Linked DNA regions of Homo sapiens: region 1 is linked to region 2. Evidence: chromatin loops called from intact Hi-C (ENCODE). Cell type or tissue: heart right ventricle. All regions are shown on one strand. Links, peaks and the distances in the headings refer to the core of each region. The heading gives the core; the rest is flanking DNA.

Region 1 (7,728 bases), core at 2,551-5,050, 63 kb before region 2:
ATACTGTGTATCTCCATAAGAGAAGCTCAGTATAATATAATTCCCAAATATATTTGACCATCCACTTAATATGAAATACTCCAAAAGGCACTTTGGATAATGCTGTCATAGAATGATAAATCTGGAATCAACTGTAATTCTAGATATGAGAGCTCTAGTAATGTGATCCAAGGTTGCATTAGCTCTTTGAGCAGCCACATCACTCTGTTGACTTCTCAGGAGCTGTAAGCTGGCTAAAATGCTTGGGTCTTTTTTCACACAACCATCCTTAAGTAGGTCTTTCTCTTTCGCTACTTGGGCTATCGACTTTTTGGAAGTGGAATATAAGGCCTATCAAGTTTAACTTTATTGGTTCGGGGCCAATAAAGTTAAAGGAGTTACAGAGGTTGAGATCTTTTTTATCTGAGTCCTGCCCGCCAACATATCAGCTAGGTTTCCCTGCTATGTGTTGCCTACAACGTAAGTGAGTAGGCCTTCTTTATCTTCATCCAAGCCTCCGAAGAATGTGGTGAATGTGACAGATCTCTGTATCGCAACACCAGAAATCTTCCTTGGAATTGGCATTGATCCTTTCACCTACACCGCAGTCATGAGCTGTGTAGCAATGTTTCAGTCGACCATGGACCACATGTGTGACAGTCGTCCCATGAGACTATAATCTCATATATTTATTGTGCCTTTTCTATGTTTAGTTATATTTACATATACAAATACTTATCAATGTGTTACAATTGCCCACAGTATTCAGTACAGTAACATGCTGTACAAGTTTGTAGCCTAGGAGAAATAGGCTAAACCCTATAGCCTAGGTATGTAGTAGGCTATAACACCCAGGTTTGTGTAAGTTGACTCTATGATGTTCGCACAATGACATAATCACCTAATAACCCATTTCTCAGGACATATCCCCACTGTTATCGATGCAAGACTGAATTGGTGTGCAGTCATGCAACAAATTCACCTAGCTGAGCCCTAACCCTTAACTGGACTCATGGCCCTTCATCTGGGTCAAAGGATAACATGAGAGTTTTTGGGAAATCCTTCATGGAAATCCACATTCCTTTAGTCTACCAGTCTGGTTATACTTCCAAAAAGAAGAAAATTAGGCTAATTTGTCATGAGTAAGTCAAAGGTTATTTTATTTTTGTGGTTATAAAAGTAGCCTATGCTCATTAATAGAAAATGTGGAAAATATAGGCATTTTTAATATTAATTATTATGAAGAAAATTAAAACTGCCCAGTATCAAACCACCTAGAGATAGTCACAGTTAACTTTGCTATGTCTCTTCCTTTGTTTTTTTGAGACAGAGTCTCACTCTGTCACCCAGGCTGGAGTGCAGTGGCACCATCTCAGCTCACTGCAACCTCCTACTTATTGAGTGTCTTCCACGCATCAGGTATAGTTCTAGGTGCAAAAGTAAACAAAAAACACTCCTCCCTCAAATTCCTGCTCTCATGGAGTTTGTATTCTAGTCGAGGCTTATAAATAAATAAATAAATACATAAATACATAAATAAATAAACACAATCTCCCAGGATTCAAAAATATCCTGCTTTTTTTTTTCTCCCAACTTGACCTTATATTAGAACTATCCCTGGAACGACTTCGTGTTAATGAATCCAGGCCAGCTTCTGATGATTCCTATTTTCTTTACTAAATGTCTGCAACCATCTCTTTAATGGGGCAATCTTTGATTTTTTTTTTTTTTTGGCAAGGTCTCATTCTGTCACCCAGGCTGGAGTACAATGGTGTGATCTCGGCTCACTGCAGCCTCAACCTCCCAGGTTCAAGGATCTTCCCACCTCAGCCTTCCAAGTAGCTTGGACTACAGATGCATACCACCGAGCCTGGCTAATTTTTTTTTGGTATTTTTGTAGAGATGAGGTTTCTCCTTGCGCCTAGGCTGGTCTTGAACTCCTGAGCTCTTGAGTTGGAGAGGAGTTCCCCTCTCAGCCTCCTAAAGTGCTGAGATCACAGGTGTGCGTCACTGTACCTGGCTGTTCTCTTTTTTAAGAGATAGGGTCTTGCTATGTTGCCCAGGCTGGACTCAAACTCTTGGGCTCAAGTGATATTCCTGGCCTCAGCCTCCCAAATAACTGGGACTACAGGTGTGCACCACTGCACCCACCTAATAGTGCAATCTAGAATTTTGCGGAGGGTTGATATGACACTTACCAAGTTACAGTCTCCAGAATGCAGCTTTTACCTCTCTTCAAAAATGGGGACAAATGTGCATATCTCCAGTTACTGGATACCTTGTCTTTTTCACTATTTCTCCAAGATTACAGATTATAGTTCCCCAGTTTTACCTTTCTGGGATGCAATTTGTCTAGGCTTTAAGACATGAACTCATTTACAGATATTCTTTGATTATCTCTCCACCCATCATGAGCTTCAGTCTATTCCTGAGTTTGTTCTACTCTTCCAAGATTGAAGATTAGTCTTCTTGGTAGACAAGGTAGAAGTAAAAGGAGTTGCAAAGTTCTGTTCTCTCTCTGCTGTTTATTAGCATTATGTCACCTGCCGCAGGTAGTGATCTCTTCTCTTCTTCTTGCACTCATCTTGAAGGGGGAAAGGCTGTGGGAGAATCTGGAGTAAAACCCTTTTATTTTTCATTAGTCTGTTAACTCTCATAAAAAAAAAAATCCTGACAGTATTCTTGTAGGACTGAGTTAATGTGCTGCCCTTTTGTATTTGCCTACTCCCTCATTTTACAAATAAGAAAACTGAGTATTATGTTCAGTAAAGGGCATTGCATAAATCGGAACCTAAACTAGAATTACAGTATTTATTTGATTCAACCTTGCAGTATCCGAGAGATTAAAAAAACCTTGCAAGAAATGGATCACTAGGGGAGAAAAAGGACCTCAGGAGAAATTTAATTGAGAACCCCTCTCATGGGAGAGGACAATGGATTTCACTGAATGAGCCTCAGATTGTAGCAAGTTTTCCCTGGTTGCAGACACCTCACAGGGACCATTCTGGTCTGTTCTGCTTGGGGGAATGGCAACAGCCCACTCCCTTTGCCTTCAGCATAGGGCTCCAACACAGGAAGCCAAACAGCTGGTTCTTCATAGGAAGCCACCCCAGCCCCATCTCTTCATTAACTGAAACCCTTCCTCGGGGGAGCAGTGACAGCTCCCTGTGAATTGGCTATTGGCAGTCATGCTGAGGCTTCTAAGCAGCTCCTTGTTAACCTTGAAAGATGACTATTTTAGTTTTCTGGAGTCTCTGTCACCACCTGCAGACAGAAGCAGATGATTTAAGAGGTGAGCAGGTAAGAATTTTGTGACCTTCAAACAGAGATGTCCCCAGAATCAGTGGACAGAGTCGAATCACTACATGACTGTCTGTCTTTGTGTCCTGGCTTTGTCCCCAGTCCATTGTGTTAGATAAGAGGTTTTGTGTTACCCTCTGAAGGGCTGGGTTTACTAGGCAAGCTCAGAAGGCATCTACAACACTATTTCTCTGTAAACAGCCTTTGCAAATGCTATGTTAGTAACAGACCTGGGTGGATGCCATTTTGGCATTGAAAGTGCCATCTCTTAGGGCAAAGGCAGTGTGGGTAGGCACATAAAACATAAAATCCGGTTAATTTAGTCTATTTAAATGTATAAATAAATAAAGCTATTCCACTAGGGCATTTTCTAAACCCAAACCAGGAAACATAAAATTCTTTGTAATAAACAATAAAATACAAACTTTGTTTCATTTTATAGCCAGAAGAGTCAGAAGAAGGCCAAGGAAAAGGAGAAAATTGAAGAAAAAAAGAAAAGAAAAGAAAGGAGGTTAGAGATGAGAGCAGGAGAGGAAGAGAAGGAAAGGGACAGGCCAGTTAGGCACCGTGTCTAAGGGTGCTGCCTCCTTGATCTTCTGTCTCTGAGATCATACCCATCTGCTTGTTAATACTTGAGTGGATTCTTGACTCTAAACTCTACAGGGACAGCAACAAGGTGGATTACTTCAAGACTTACCTGACTTCCTGGAATGAACAATATGGTTTATTTATAGTTAACTGCTGCATCTAGGAGACCCGCAGAACTCTGGTTGGGTCCTGTCCCCCTAGCCAGTTTGGTCTGATATGCTCTGAACCCTCTTCTTGTCCTGCTGCATCAGCACTGACAACAAGTCTTCTTCTGCAGCTCCTGCCACTGTTAATTTGGACCCGTCACTTCCTTGCAGTAGAGCTGATAGGCCAACTGCAGAACCGTAGTCTGCCTCCAACTGTTCACTCTAGAGTATACAGATGTCTCCCTGTGTTTCTTCTACTTTAGATATTTCGGCCATTTGCTATCACACATATTCATGCGAATGCAGGAATTTCACGAGGTACAATTCTCTTCCAATGTAAACCTGTTCTGTGAATGCCTTCTGCAATAAAATCCCTCTACAAAATGTCTGTGGATGTCTGTGAATGTCTTTCCCAGCTGTTGTAGAAGGGGTTTTATCATCTTCCATGGGTTTAAACAGGAAAAGAGTAACTTTTGGGTGAAGAGCTGCCTGGAAGACTTCCCCCTTCCATTAGTAGCTCTTTCCTGTATGGTTGCATCCTGAGTCCAACCAGCAAATGGCCCTCAGCCACAGCAGCTGTGGCTAAAGCTAGTTTTATTCTAATTAACTATTTCCTTCTTACTTACACGGAGCCCATGCTTTTCCACTTTCCCTTGATTCCTGACCTTGTTTGCCACCATCCATCATTGGTCCTACTCAGCCTGTTATGCCTTCCATCCAAACAGCATCCATTCTCAATGCCAGCCCAAGCCTCAAGATCTTGGCTTCCTTTGTACTTAGTGCACTGGCCAAGTTTCTATCACCTCTAATTTTCATCTAGGTCTCATTCGTACTCTGAGGCCTAGATCATCCCAGTAGTTCCAGATTCTAGGATTTTAACCAACACCCACTTGGACCATGTTAATCAGATCAGTTTGTTCCAACAATTTCTTTTTTCACTCCCTTCCTTGTGCCTATGACTAACTTGTAGCAGGCCCAGTGTCCTCATCAACCAACCATAAATGCTTGGGGTTGGGTTAACACCACAGATGAAACCATCCTCTTTCTTTCTCTCCCACTTCCCACCAAAATCAACTGCTGAACATTTACCAACATCATTAATAGCTGTGTCTCCTTTGAGCTGTTCAGGATAAAGCCTTTTCTACACAGTAAAGAATGCATGCATGCAATCATATTTATTGATTTTAATCTCCATGGGGTGCAGGTGAGGGGAGAGGTATATTTCCAAAAATTTAGAGGTGTTCCAGAGGAAATAAAATCATTAGGATTCTATGAAGTTTGGCTAAATAATATGATCCCATTGCCCATTATAAAAACTGTCTTGGACCAATAGTTCTCAAACTTTAATGTGAAGAAAAATTATCTGGAGATCTCATTAACATGCAGTTTCTGATTCAGTAGGCCTATGGGAGAACCTCAGAGCAAGCTTCCACGTACTGCCAATACCACTGGTCCCACCAGTCTGTAGACCAGCCTTGAGTAGTAAGGAGCTAGTGCTCCTCCCACACTGGGCTCTAGACTTGTTTGCATCCCAGGTTCCTCTCACCTACCTGAGATTTACCATTTGTGACATGAGAATATTGAACTGCCTGATCTCTTATCCCCTCACAATGCTAAAATGCAAGGTTCTGTATACACCCTTCTCATCTCACATGTCAACTCTTCTCTAAAGTCTTCCCCAGTTCTCCAATGGAAATTCCCATCCTGAGTTCCATACTTCAATTCAATTCCATTTAGGACAGTTCAACTCAATTCAGAAGCCTTCACTGAACATTTTTTATGTACTAGGTGTTTTCTTTCTTTGAGACTGAGTTGATGAGGATGCTATTAACCAAAGTGGAAAGTTGAGTTATATAGATGGAAGAGGAGACTGGAGGAGAATGTGTAAGCAAGTTCGTATTTGCCAAAATAGGTTTCATATTCCTGTAATTTGTAGAAATGGAGAGGTAGTGTGGCATGGTAGCCTCTAGAGGCAGACCACGCATGTTTGGAACTCACCCCTGCTGTTCATAAGCTGTGTGATCTTATGTTAGGTAATCCCTCTATGCCCCCATTTCCTGATTTTAAGATGAGGATAATAATGGCACCCACCTCATGGAGTTGTTATGTTGTTACGAGTAAATGAGGGCTGGACGCGGTGGCTCACGCTTGTAATCCCAGCACTTTGGGAAGCTGTGGAGGGTAGATCACAAGGTCAGGAGATCGAGACCACCCTGGCTAACACGGTGAAACCCCGCCTCTACTAAAAATACAAAATATTAGCCAGATGTGGTGGCAGGCGCCTGTAGTCCCAGCTACTTGGGAGACTGAGGCAGGAAAATGGTGAGAACCCAGGAGGTGGAGCTTGCAGTGAGCAGAAATTGCGCCACTGTACTCCAGCCTGGGTGACAGAGCAAGACTCCACCTCAAAAAAAAAAAGAAAAAAAGAAAAAAAAAGAGTAAATTAGGGTCAATACTTATAAAGCACATAGACTGTTATTGGTACATGGTATACCAAAGAAATGTTTTTCCAACAAATATATGTTCTGGAGATGTCATTCAGAAAAAGTCCAGGTAGGAGATATGGATTTGGGAGCCGTCTGTATTTAGGAGCAAAAGATATTTTGCAGAGAGAATGTAGGCTGCAAATTGAGTGGCAAAGAAGGAAGAAATGGATTCTTTAGGGGATACCAATATTTAAGGGGCAAGCAGAGAAGGAGATGCAATGAAGGAGACTGAGGAGTGGTCTCAGAAGTAAAGATGACCCAAGAGAAAGTGAAACCAGAAGCTCAATAACTAGAGAATTTCAAGAAAGAGGTAGTGGTCAACAATGGCCAACACAAGTAAGATGAGGAATAAAACAAAGCTGTTTGTTCAGATGGCTAAGAAAGCAAGTGTCAGACCACATATAATTTTTATTTGTGTCTGTCTTCACCCCTAAGCCATGAGTCCTCAATGTAAGGGGTCAAGTTTGTTATTCAGCCTTGTATATCCAGAGGCTAACACATGCCTACAGCATAGCAGGATGTTCTCAGTGTGGTCAAAATATTATTTTTGTTATGAGACTCTCTAATGACTCCTGTTCCTTCGAGGTCCACTTCACCCTGCTTGTCTATTAATAATGAGACAGTAAACAAAATTGAGAGAATCTCATTTCCTGTCCTGTCCTTTTTTCTTGGGGGGCCCCCAAGGAGAAGATGAGGCCAGTATTTCTTGGTACTGGACATCTTTTAAACATGAGACTGGATGATTGCAGAAGTTGAGATGAGGTTATATGAGGGCTGGGATGGGGGGCAGCTGTCTGGTAAAAATCTCAAGGGAGATAATCTTCTTGGGGTTCACAGCATCTTTCTTTCAGCCTAATATGCACTAGCAGGGTCCCACAGCTTGTGCGCTGGGCTGGGCCCCCAGGTGGGTCTGTTTCCAAGGCTCTATGGTAATAACCATCTTCACTCCGAGGAGACCAAATGCCCATATGTTGTGGGAGAAATTCCTCTGTTGGGTAGTAGTTGGGCTAGCCCCTTCCCCAGATTCTAGGAGCCTGGGTGACCACTTAAGGCAATGGTGATGGCCCAAGATTCTCGTGGTGGGGTTCAGGTGAGGGCAGAGTGGAAAGTCCTGGGCACACAGTTCTATGCTTGTTTAGGCATCTGCAGGCTTGTGGGATAAATTGAGAATGGCAGGAAGAGGAGATGGTGAGCCAGAGGAAGGAGGGGGAGTGTGTGGGTTACAGGAC
Region 2 (7,728 bases), core at 1,839-4,338:
ACAGGCATGCACCACCATGCCCAGCTAATTTTTGTATTTTTTGGTAGAGATGGGTTTTTGCCATGTTGGCCAGGCTGGTCTCAAACTCCTGACCTCAAGTGATCCAAGAAAGTGCTGGGATTATAGGCGTGAGCCAACACACCTGGCCGATACACTTAAGATTTGTGCATTTCATGGTATGTAAATTTTTCTTTAACAAAAATAACCATAAACAAATACTGAAGACTAATGATTTGCATGCTGAAGTGTTTCAGGGTGAACTGCACTGATGTCTGCAATTTACTCTGAAAAGCATCCAAAAACATAAGGTAGATTGATGGGGGATATGAGAGATGGCTAGATGGTCGATGGACAGATATGTGATAAATATAGAAAAATGATAATTGGCGAATCTAGGAGGTGAGTATATGGGCGTTCACTATACAGTTCTTTCAACTTTTTTGCTATGCTTTAAAACTTTCATAATAAAATGTTGGGAAAAATATCTGTCGATCTGAAACCAATAACTGACCAACCAAATGACCGAACAGCTAACCAATCAATTAGTAAGTCAGCTAAGACAGTGTTCCCCAAACTTCACTCATTTGGATACTCCCCATACCGTTATTTATTTAATAGTGTATCTGAACGTGACTCAGTTTTATTTTATTTTATTTTTTTGAGACAGAATTTTGCTTTTGTCGCTCAGGCTGGAGTACAATGGTGTGATCTCAGCTCACTGCAACCTATGCCTCCTAGGTTCAAGCAATTCTCCTGCCTCAGCCTCCAAAGTAGCTGGGATTACAGGCATGTGCCATCACGCCTGGCTAATTTTTGTATTTTTAGTAGAGATAATGTTTCACCATGTTGGTCAGGCTGGTGTCGATCTCCTGACCTCCCAAAGTGCTGGGATTAGAGGTGTGAGCCACTGTGCCCAGCCACGTGACTCATCTTTAAACTTATGTTCTACCTTAGCCTTATCCTGAGTAATAATATCTGTGAAATTAAGTGTCTTATATTAGTTATATTTATATAATACAATACACATTAATATAGCTAAACGTTAACTTTAAAATGTTCACACATATACCATGTACAATTATTTCACTTACCCTCTAATATATATATATCACACTTTAGAAGTTCTGATCTGTGTTTGGTGCTGTGGGGGAATTAGAAGTGAGTCATGTGGTCCCTGACCTCAAAGGACTCCAGCACGCATCCCATCAATCTGCAGAAGGAGAGGACAGACTGCAAAAATGGGACGAGCCTCGGGGCTGGACACAAGTGGCTGGGAAACGTCCGCAGCAGGTCTCATTCCCCGGGAGGCGAGGATGAAAATTACAGGTGACACATGGGTCAATGGCCTGTCTCCTGACTCAAGACACACAAGGAAGAGACTCTTTGAAGCCTCAGGAGCAGACACTCAATTGGATAGCGCCTGGGATTTGAAGGTCTGCCATAGAGTCCGAAGAGAGGGGGAAAACACACGCAAACCACCCAATCACAGGGACCCCTGTGGCTCCTCACCCACCCTCCACCCTCCACCTTCCACTTATTCCACTCCTCTCGATTGTCAATTAAAATAAACAGCCTTGTATTCCACGGCCTGGCTTCAATCTATCTTGGCTGGGAGGATACGCACAGATTTGTGGCAGTGCCTGAAAGTCCTTGCTCAACCTTTTTAATATCTGAACAAAGCAATCAAACCCGATAAGATCTAGCGAAGGCAAGATCAATCTTCTGTCCCCGGGATGGAAGCTTATTAGTCTGTGGCCCACATCATCAGAGTTATTGTGCCATGTTAAATTTATTGGTACTATCTCACCTCATTAAATACTTAAATAGACCTGACAGGACAGAAAAACGGGCTTTTTAATTTTTTTCCTCTCTCCAAAGGGAGCTGGTGTTTCCCATGTCCCAGTTCACCTCTGCTGCAGCTGTTGGCAAAGAAGTGAGAAAGCCTGGCCCTGCGCAGAAGGTTCGGGCCGGCTGCGTGGCGGCTCCCAGGGTCCTCCTGACTCTGACCTGCCTTGGGCCAGAAGTGAAGAAAGCACCTTGGAGTGTGTGTCCATGAGAAGGAGGTGAAGAAGAGGCAGAGGGCAACCATGGCATTTATTCTCTTTGCCAAGTTACCCAAATCTGTGTGACTTTTTACATTTTCTAAGAGAAACCTCATCAGTCATTTAGCCAGGACAATTGCCAGAAATAAAGGTCGGGCTCACTGAGGAGAGAGGAAATAGGGAGTGTGTAGGGGAGTGTGGAAGTGGAGTGGGGGCGAGCTCACAGCAGCTCCCGTCCATCCCCCAGCACTGGGGCTTGTGGTCTTTATTTAGCAGATAGCCCTGGTATCCAGGGTTGGATTCCAGCCAAGGCCAGGATTTCCCCAGATTCTGAGCTAGAGAACTTGGCAGGCTGGTGAAGCCTTGCAGAGAGCCACTAGCCTGAAGGTTTCAAACAAATTACAAATGATGAGAGGTGGGAGTCAAAGAACGCGGATGTTGCTTGGTCCTATTTCTTTCCCCAGACCCCCTCATGACCATCCCCCAATTTTGTGTGTGTGTGTGTGTGTGTGTGTGTGTGTGTGTGTGTGTGTTCAGAGGGCAGAGTGCAAATTCAGGAACTCGAGAAACTTTGCAACCTAGAAAATATTCCTTAAACAGTTTCATCAGAAGTTGATTATTTTTTTTCTCATTTATCAAGCCAATTTTCTTCTCAGCCAAGGTGATTTGGGACACAGCCTCCCTGCATCCCCTTCCTCTCCTTATATCTCTACCTGCAGAGAAGGTCTCTTTTCTCCAGCTGTTTCCCTCTCCCAGCCGAGGTCCTCGTTTGCACCTTGTTAATAAGGTGGGCAAAGGGCCAGGAAGCAGCTCTTGGGTGCCTTCCGTTCCTAATGTCCTAAATGGCCATGACACTGTGCTTAATTTCCGTCTTAGTGCAATGGCTGGCGGGACATCAGCGGGCTGAGACCCGGGTCCTGTGACAGTATCTTCAACCGTGGCCATCAGCCTCCCTGTAATTAGAAGCCACGTGGAGCCCGCTGTCCTGCAGTGCCAGAGCTCCGTGGACTTATGTAACTGTCCCCCTGTTCAGAGCACAGGCTCTTTACAAGCTCTGAGTCTCCCAGCGTTAAAACAGCTATAATCCTTTGCCCACCCTGGGAGGGAAAGCAGGCCATGACCAGATGGGTTATCTATGTGATCAGCTTAGAATAGTGTGGGGCACGTAAAACCCTGCGCTTGTGCAGAAAACCTAGATGGTTGACATTTACCAACTGGGGAGCGTCACTCTTTATCTTTTTTGGAGTGTTCCATAGTAGACTTAGGGAAGTGAGACGGTCAGAAGCCCTGGGTGGGGACTTCTGTTGCTTTCAGTGCACATCAAAAAATGTTAAGTAGGGAGCAAAATGGAATGTTAAGCATTGTGGTTGAGCTATGTTGGTAATGAAAGACTGCCAATCATGACAAGGGTTTTGGGAGAATTGGAAGTCTGCCTGAACATGTGGATATAAAGACCCAGTTTGGTTTGAACCAAAGGGGGGTTTGGATGGTGGGTGGGGGAGGGTGGAGGAGGTGATTAATTACTGCCTGGGTGGCAGTATTTCTTCATTTAGAAGTTGCAGCCTCAATTATCTTTAATTACTTCCCTGGTGGCCTTAAATCCAGGGTGAATCCAGAATGGGGGTCAGCTGCTGGGGTATGTGTCTCGGGTGGGCTGGCAAAAGGTGGGCAAGGGGTTAGAGGGTCACTTTTGGGCACACGTGGATGGGGCTATTTCAGATCATCCCTTCCCTCCAGGACTCAGTGATAGAACTGACAATAATCAAAACCTGAATTAATACTACCCCAGATACACAGAGCATCTTCAGAGGAGTGCAGTGCCTCTTCTGAGTCATTTGTTTTTGTTTGTCTTCATTGACCCATTAGGGGGGCCAGAAGGTGTGAGTGGGGACTCTCCTTCCCATTTTATGGATGGACAAAAGAAACCACTTATATCTATGCAGCAGGTTGGAGGCCATGCTTCTCTGCTTTTGTCTGAGCAATCTCCTCTCCCAAACCCATGGATAGGAATCACCTAAGGTGCTCATTAAATATACAGATTCCCACACTAGATGTATGGGATAGATGTATGGAATCAGAATTCTCAGGGGTGGCCAAGGTTTTCAATATTTTTAACAGGCTTCCCAAGTCCCCCTTATGGGACTGGCATTTGGGAACCACAGCACCAGGCATGTCCTTACATTCTAAGCAGGGGGAGACCAGCTCCTTACCTCCTGGAAGCCTCCTGATCCCTGTGCCCTCCTCCTCATTCTGCAAGTTTTCAAACTTGTCAGGGCTGGAGATGGTATTTTCAAAATCCAGGTCTCATTTGCGAGGCAATAAAAAAAAAGAGAAAAAAGTGATCTGAAATGTGGCAGGCTTTTCTTTAACATCTGCCTACTTGCCTGGGGGAGGATGAACGTGGGAGGTGTGAACTTATAGAGCACTATGAAAGGGAGGTGAGCTCAGGTACAGACGTTCACTCTCCCATCTCGGAGCTTGAGTCGCCTTATTGGTAAGATAGTGGGATTGGTCAGGGCAATTGCTACAAGCCCTTCCTTCTTAGAATTCTAGGATTCTCCAGTCTTCAGGCCGAACTTATTCCCCCATGGCCTAATATCAGGGAAGAACATTTCAGCTTCTAGGTGTGGAAAAGAAGTTGGAGCACCTTATGTATCACTCACAGCATAGCCTGTTGCCTCCTCAGCACAATAGGAGTCTCTCTGGCCTCTCTTCCATCTGTCTCCCACTTCATCTCTCACTCCATCCCCATTAAACAAAGATGGGGTCCCAAAGCAGATCACCCCACCCCTTGTCCAAATAAAGCCCCTGAAAATCATCTACTGATCTACTCTCTGTTGCTCAGGATGTCTGGGCCATTTTCTGCTTTCATGTAGTCCTTTCTTCCCAGACTGGAGAATTTCTTTTAGCTTCCTACTCCATACTTGAGTGTCGGATCCCCGGGTGGCCCTTCTTAATTTATTGAATATAAATTATGCTCTCAGAGACAAATATCTCTTCCCTTCCTGCTTCTTATGATCTTATTGCCCCCAACTCAAAATGCAGGACACTTTCTCTCAATGGAATCTTATGCATCCAAGTTCTCAGCTACTTCAAGGCATTAGGAAGAGTTAACTGGCAAGTTGCTGTTGTCTCTTTTAGCCTGGTTCCAATGCCAGGGGAATTTATGAGTTTTATCCCAGGCAGACCTCAGGATGACTCCAGGGTATTTGGCCTTAAATAATAGAATTGCTGTTCACAATTGACCACTGATTAGCATCTGCTTGTAGCTTCATAAAATATGGTCTTTGGGAGAAAAGCTGGAAATCCTGACATGACTACTTTGCTGTTTTTATTTTTTTTTATGCTTTAAGTTCTAGGCTACATGTGCACAATGTGTAGCTTTGATACGTAGGTATACATGTGCCATGTTGGTTTGCTGTACCCATCAACTTGTCATTTACATTAGGTATTTCTTCTAATGCTATCCCTCCCCTTTCCCCCCCTTCCCACAGGCCCCAGTGTGTGATGTTCCCTGCCCTGTGTCCAAGTGATCTCATTTTTCAGTTCCCACCTATGAGTGAGAACATGTGGTGTTTGGTTTTCTGTCCTTGTGATAGTTTGCTGAGAATGATGGTTTCCAGCTTCATCCATGTCCCTGCAAAGGACATGAACTCATCCTTTTTTATGGCTGCATAGTATTCCGTGATGTATATGTGCCACATTTTCTTTACCCAGTCTATCATTGAAGGACATTTGGGTTGGTTCCAAGTCTTTGCTATTGTGAATAGTGCTGCAATAAACATATGTGTGCATGTGTCTTTATAGTAGCATGATTTATAATCCTTTGGGTTTATACCCAGTAATGGGATTGCTGGGTCAAATGGTATTTCTAGTTCTAGATCCTTGAGGGATCGCCACACTGGACATGACTACTTTGAATTCAACTGAAGAGGCATCTACTGATGGCCACTATGTTCCCACCACAGTCCTGGCCACTACAGATGCAGGAAGACACCAAGAGGAAGAAGACATAGACCCTGCCCAGTTAGTAGTGATAGGGTGCAGGGTAGTTGTATCTGAAACATTCAGAGAAGCAAAGCACAGTTAAAAGGACCTTCAAAAGTTGCAACACTGAAAGTTTAACCCTGCCCTGTGACAGGGTTAAGCTACAAGCATGCAGTGTCTGCTTTGAACTCAGTATATTGGAAAATATTTCCTTTCCTCCCTAAGAAGGGTAGGGGGTCTCTCCAGTATTTTCACAAGTACGTAGCGAGATTCAGGCTTTTGACAGTGGTGAGTTCCTTTTTTTTTTTTTTAATGGAGGATACTGACCTTTGTCAATACGCAAAGATAGAGAGGTCTGTGTGCTAAAGCAGGAGGTTAAGAAATCTGAGAATTTATGCCAGATTCACTGATTTCCTAATTTATTCCCTGATTCATGTATTGATTCTTTGATATACTGCCTGATAGATTAATGATTAATTCATTTATTCAATAAACATCATTGGATTTCTTTATACAAGCTCTTATCCAGGAAAATCAAGCTGAATGTTTTTCTTCCTTCTGGTATCTCTTTTCTTGGTTTTCTTCCAAAGCAATTAAGAGAAGGTAGAGAGAGGGGAAGATATCGAATTTGACTCCTCTGGGATACATACCCTTCCCGATGCCAGTCCCCAGAGAAAGAGAGGGCCTTGAATGTGGAGAGAGGGAGAAGCATCTTCTTGGCATCTGAATTCCTCTCCTTTTCTTTGTCTGCTTCTCCAGCCCTCTCCGCCTTTGCTTGTTCCTTTGTTTCCTGAGTTTTTCAGGCTGGGGCTGGGTGGTCTGGAGGGATCAGCCACTCCGTTTGCCCCGTAGTTTCCCCAGTCTTGCTATCCTGCCTTCTTCCGCAGCAGTCCAGGGAGTTGGAAGCATCTGGTACTCCTGTCTCCTGAGAGCCTTTTTAATATTATTTCATTTCTTTTAACCTTTATTAAGACAAACATTGAGCATAGAACAGTCTATACTCCCACTAGAGACACTCTCCATTTTGATATTAAAAAACAAAACAAAACAAAACCTAAACCCACCCAACCTGAGGCCTGGAGGAGAGAGAGAGGAGATAAAAAAAAAAAAGAAAAAGAAATATCCTAGAGATATTTTTACCTTCAAAGATCCATCACTCATTACTGCATATCACAGACACGTCTACAATCTCATCTTCTTACAATTCTCCGTGAAATAAGTGTAAATGGAAAATAATACCCCATTTTGAAAGTTCAACAAAATGTCTCTATCCACCAAATGTAGCCCCAGCTGTCTCATTTTCAGAAACAAAGCCTGATTTTAAATAGCAGCTCACCACCCAAATAAACACCGGCAGCTCTATCCAGCTCCACACGGCAGAGGCTGTAATTGCCTTCCCAGGCTACATGGAATGGCCTTCTGTGATGGCCAAATGCCCCAGCTCCAGCAGGTCTTGGGGGGGTTCCCTTTGTAGTGGGAGAAATCATAGACTTTTGTAAACATTTAAAGCTGTCTCTTCCTTACCACTTGGGGATAGTCTCCTAGGTTACCAGCCCCCTTGGAATCCCCTTCCCACTGCAGACCTTAGCATGCATACACTGTCACCCCGAGCAAGGGATGACGAGCGAGGGATGACGAGGTGAAGAGAAGGCTCTTCGCTCTGGAGCCAGTGCCTGATTTCCACTTTGATAGACAAATG

Evidence for each region. Hi-C counts contacts between places; a loop is a spot of excess contacts. Peaks named below come from ENCODE experiments on the same cell type or tissue, not always from the same donor. Only the 100,000 strongest peaks of a DNase experiment are listed, where the experiment ranks them.
Region 1: it touches region 2 in a loop (4-fold over the local background); 1 of 110 quality-filtered maps calls a loop at or near these places.

The regions. Positions count from the first base shown.
Region 1 is chr11:115,541,214-115,548,941 of GRCh38, forward strand. No RefSeq gene overlaps it. Among named protein-coding and RNA genes, the nearest start is that of CADM1, 41 kb to the left of the region's middle. In heart right ventricle, for the core only: no CTCF peak of the experiment used is centred there; no DNase peak of the experiment used is centred there.
Region 2 is chr11:115,604,724-115,612,451 of GRCh38, forward strand. No RefSeq gene overlaps it. Among named protein-coding and RNA genes, the nearest start is that of LINC02698, 51 kb to the right of the region's middle. In heart right ventricle, for the core only: no CTCF peak of the experiment used is centred there; DNase peaks (open chromatin) are centred at 2,335 and 3,008; H3K27ac peaks cover 2,500 bases.